Regions from separate parts of the Homo sapiens genome. Here region 2 is linked to region 1. Evidence: read pairs that join two places in POLR2A ChIA-PET (ENCODE). Cell type or tissue: Panc1. All regions are shown on one strand.

What was found. Peaks named below come from ENCODE experiments on the same cell type or tissue, not always from the same donor. Only the 100,000 strongest peaks of a DNase experiment are listed, where the experiment ranks them.
Region 2: POLR2A ChIA-PET joins it to region 1 with 5 read pairs; 7 of 35 experiments call an interaction of 5 or more read pairs at or near these places.

What each region holds. Positions count from the first base shown.
Region 1 is chr3:158,658,387-158,660,886 of GRCh38, reverse strand. It overlaps GFM1 (G elongation factor mitochondrial 1), which reads right to left. Exons shown (of 18, transcript NM_024996.7): 9 at 1,828-1,965; 10 at 1-13. Among named protein-coding and RNA genes, the nearest start is that of LXN, 13 kb to the left of the region's middle. In Panc1, CTCF peaks have their summits at 745 and 1,031 (motif pointing left); a DNase peak (open chromatin) is centred at 986; H3K27ac peaks cover 1,438 bases.
Region 2 is chr3:158,095,986-158,098,485 of GRCh38, reverse strand. It overlaps SHOX2 (SHOX homeobox 2), which reads left to right. Exons shown (of 5, transcript NM_001163678.2): 5 at 202-2,500. The coding sequence ends at 459. Among named protein-coding and RNA genes, the nearest start is that of SHOX2, 9.2 kb to the left of the region's middle. RefSeq lists an enhancer at 319-488. In Panc1, no CTCF peak of the experiment used is centred here; no DNase peak of the experiment used is centred here; H3K4me3 peaks cover 1,053 bases; H3K27ac peaks cover 716 bases.

The DNA.
Region 1 (2,500 bases):
CTTCCTCAACATCCTAAAAAAACAAATAACACAAAATTATATTTGCAAGTAATACAAATAAAGATGTGGTAACTAAAAAGTAAACTGTACAGTACACACATTGTATATAAAAAAGCGTGGCAGAATCTCTCTGCTTGAATTCTATAGTGAATTAGCTAGAACCAATACAATAATCAACCATGCTAAGACGTATTTTTAAAAGGCCTTCATTTAAACCATATATCAATAGACAAGATTTTACTTTAAACAGAAAACTCATTACTTGAAGGAGCTGCAGTACTAACAACACAGTGCCTCAAGGTTCTAAAGTTATTTCTATGGAATTAAAAGGCATGTACTGGCGGGGCATGGTGTCTCATGCCTGTAATCACAGCACTTTGGGAGGCCGAGGCGAGTGGATCACCTGAGGTCAGGAGTTCAAGACCAGCCTGTCCAACATGGTGAAACCCTGTCTCTACTGAAAATACAAAAAATTAGCCAGGGATGGTGGTGGGTGCCTGTAATCCCAGCTACAAGGGAGGCTGAGGCAGCAGAGTCGCTTGAACCCAGGAGGCGGAGGTTGCAGTGAGCCGAGATCGCGCCACTGCACTCCAGCCTGGGAGACAAGAGCAAAACTCCATCTCAAAAAAAAAAAAAAAGGCATGTACTATATATGTTGCCGCAGTTAGACAATGAGATTGTGTATGACAGAGATCTACTCTGTCATACATACTCTTCCTTTACAGGAAACCTGTAAAGGAAGTTTTGAAAACAAAGGTAGGAGAATGGAGCCCACTGTACTAAAAATAATTTTAATTTCTCACAGATGCAAGCAGTCAAGAAAACACAGGAAATCTAAGAACAAAGCATTGGTGCCTCCAAGCTTCCTAGTTTTTGTCGTTTTACATTGACAGTTCATTCACAACAGCTGTGGCTGTGAGTAAGCATGTCTTTCTTTAATGGTGACACAGCTGTACAAATCTTCCAGCTTCTGGTCCATGAAACAGCTATGACAATCACTTAGCCTGCCCCCTGCTGCCTATCTCACAAAACAGCAACGCTGTCGGGTTTTCAGACTGACAATTCCTCTTCTAGAAGAAACAAAAGTTATGGCTACCAAAAAATTCGTTAAGATTTTGCTTCAACTGATAAATTTCTCCAGGAATATATAGATGGATTGGGAGAGGGTGGGGGTAGGGGACAAATTCAGGCACTCAGTATTCCTTCCAAGGCCTAACCATAAGGACTACAGAAGGCTACAGCAGATTCCAAGCCAGCTCAAGAATTCAAGGCGTAAGTCAAAGTTTATCTCCCAGATCAGCCCTTGAAGCTTTTAAATCTTCAGGTGGATTCTGGCCCCAATATGGTCCTGCAGTGGGTTCTACAACAGGAATAGAAGCTCTAGGGTTAAACAGGGCTTTTGTGCCTGCCGTATTTCAGAAGGTAAATAAAACAATGTGGAAAACTGTGTAAATTTATTATTCTCTTATCTTTAAGAATCACAGTTCCACAGTCTTAAATGCCTATTACATTTTTTGTAATAATAGTTCTTGAGGAAAGTGCTGAATCTTGTATTCTGAGTGTTGGGGAACTGTCTCTTTCCTTAACCTTGGCCCTTGAGAAAATATAGCTAATTCACAACTAGCGGTATTAAAAAAAATGAGTTAACAACTGCTAATTTATCCTATAGCAAAGTGCTAGATCAGAGCTACAACACATTTAAGTAGAAAGAAACTAGAAACATATATTTAACCAGAATTAATTTTCTAGTGGGGCTCAGGATACCAAGAAGGGTCTATTTCACCCACATCAGAGGAATTTCTAATCTCACAATGACTCTGTACTTGCCTCCATCATGTCGGCATGCATGCGAGCCAGCCGTTGCAACCGTACTTTCTTTCTTGTCCTTGTGTTATAGATGGTGTCACCCTTCTTTAGCTCTCCCTGATAACTGCGAACATAAGTTAATTGTCCAAATCGACCTACCTAGAAGTCAAGATTGGGTAAGGGCAGGAAGAATAAAAAGAAACATAATAATCAAAGTATTGAGGAAAGCTTCATAACTCCCTCCAAGTATTCTCTACCAATTTTAGTAATCTATCTTACATATTTCAGTTTATTGTCATAAACTAATACTAGCTTTGAACACAGATAAGATAAATGGCTGTTATTCATCAATCCTTTTGGTATCACAATCTAAGACATTTCTGTTTCCTTTGAAATAAGCTATTACATTAGAACAAAATTTTTAAGTTGTTTACATAATAAGGAAGTATCTTTTGCCTTCTAACATTTCATAAGTTTAATACAATAAGATATAAAACAAAAAAAAGGTATACTTGGAAAAACAACAAAGATACTATTAGAAACAGTAGGTGTGTGCTATACATCTAAAACACAATCTCTGACAATCACGTGGAAAATTATGTGAGTAAGAGTTCTGTGGCTGGGCTGGTCGCTCAGGCCTGTAATCCCAGCACTCTGGGAGGCAGAGGCGAGCGGATCACCTGAGGTCAGGAGT
Region 2 (2,500 bases), 560 kb after region 1:
GAGTATCCATGTGGAACCCCAGATTCAGCAACAGGCTGAGAAGGTCACTGTCGGAACAAGATGCACAGCCAAATGCCCTCTCCCCGTGCCCAAACACAACCCAACTCTCTCTCTGGCCAAGCTGGACGCCGTTAATGCTCTGTTTCTATTCTGTTGTCACCCTAGGATAGTCATTGCAACGTGACGCCCTTGTCCTTTCAGGTTCAGGCGCAGCTGCAGCTGGACAGCGCTGTGGCGCACGCGCACCACCACCTGCATCCGCACCTGGCCGCGCACGCGCCCTACATGATGTTCCCAGCACCGCCCTTCGGACTGCCGCTCGCCACGCTGGCCGCGGATTCGGCTTCCGCCGCCTCGGTAGTGGCGGCCGCAGCAGCCGCCAAGACCACCAGCAAGAACTCCAGCATCGCCGATCTCAGACTGAAAGCCAAAAAGCACGCCGCAGCCCTGGGTCTGTGACGCCAACGCCAGCACCAATGTCGCGCCTGTCCCGCGGCACTCAGCCTGCACGCCCTCCGCGCCCCGCTGCTTCTCCGTTACCCCTTTGAGACCTCGGGAGCCGGCCCTCTTCCCGCCTCACTGACCATCCCTCGTCCCCTATCGCATCTTGGACTCGGAAAGCCAGACTCCACGCAGGACCAGGGATCTCACGAGGCACGCAGGCTCCGTGGCTCCTGCCCGTTTTCCTACTCGAGGGCCTAGAATTGGGTTTTGTAGGAGCGGGTTTGGGGGAGTCTGGAGAGAGACTGGACAGGGGAGTGCTGGAACCGCGGAGTTTGGCTCACCGCAAAGCTGCAACGATGGACTCTTGCATAGAAAAAAAAATCTTGTTAACAATGAAAAAATGAGCAAACAAAAAAATCGAAAGACAAACGGGAGAGAAAAAGAGGAAGGGAACTTATTTCTTAACTGCTATTTGGCAGAAGCTGAAATTGGAGAACCAAGGAGCAAAAACAAATTTTAAAATTAAAGTATTTTATACATTTAAAAATATGGAAAAACAACCCAGACGATTCTCGAGAGACTGGGGGGAGTTACCAACTTAAATGTGTGTTTTTAAAAATGCGCTAAGAAGGCAAAGCAGAAAGAAGAGGTATACTTATTTAAAAAACTAAGATGAAAAAAGTGCGCAGCTGGGAAGTTCACAGGTTTTGAAACTGACCTTTTTCTGCGAAGTTCACGTTAACACGAGAAATTTGATGAGAGAGGCGGGCCTCCTTTTACGTTGAATCAGATGCTTTGAGTTTAAACCCACCATGTATGGAAGAGCAAGAAAAGAGAAAATATTAAAACGAGGAGAGAGAAAAATAATATTAACACAAAAAAATGCCACAGACAATGATTTCTCTGAGAAATTATTATGGCAAAACTGTCTGGACTGCTGACAGTAAATTCCGGTTTGCATGTTACTTGTATTCCATTGATGGTGTGTCTCCTCCCACCCCCTTATCTCCCATGCACTCACTCCATTTTCATCTTCACTATGAAAAACAATACCAAAAGTATCTGGAAATTGATATATATATATCCATATATATATATCATATATTTGCCATATATATATATATATATATATATATATATATATATATATATTTGCCCTGTCTTTGATCCTGGGGAACAAAAGAAAAAAGTCAGAAAGGGAAAAAATTACACTCATTGTCCTAAGAAGACAGAGGTGGGCAGAATATGTGGGGAAAGGAAAAAGAAAACAAGACCACCAAATGAAATAATGAAGGTACAGCGCCTCGCTGTGCCAGACACAGTAGGCGCTCAATCAGTATTAGTTCCCACCATTCCCCTTTTCTTGTGTTCCTTCTTGTTGGTTTCCTGAAGTCCTATTTGAAGACAGTGGTTTATTTCCCCCTCTCTATCCCGTCAAATTCACCTTAAATAACACCCAGCTAGATACAGGCACTAGGTTTGTGTAAGATATGTTGATACACACGAACAAAGTTTATTTTGACTATAATGTGTGGACTGACTTTCAACATTTGCATTTTATCTCACAAAGGTGTATCTATTCAAGTAACCTTTTTTTTTTGTTTGTTTGTTTCTTTTTTGTTTTTTTTTTTCTTTTGGTTGTTTGTTTCAATTCATGTAGCTATTTAAACTGGGATACCTTGGACTAAGCCAGTCTGTATCCCAATTCGCTAGCAAGCCTAAGTTTGTGGGGTTTTGTTTTTGTTTTTGTTTTACCTTCTAATTTACAAGAAAGAGGAAAAGCTCTTCTAACTGAACTTTGGTATGCGGTTGAGCTTTGTAACTATTTGTTCTCCATGAAAACAAAATTATTTATATTTGACATATTTTTTTCTAGTGTATTAAGTTATTTTAAACAAAAGATGTTATCTCATGACGTGTTGTCAGTACAAAATGTGTCGCCTCCAATTCTGTTAAACCTTTTAAATAAGTGCCAAGTTATTAATTGAAGACACTTTGCGATCAATTGAATGAAAATATCGTTTCATTTGATGGGGTTCGAGTCATCTTTGTTCCT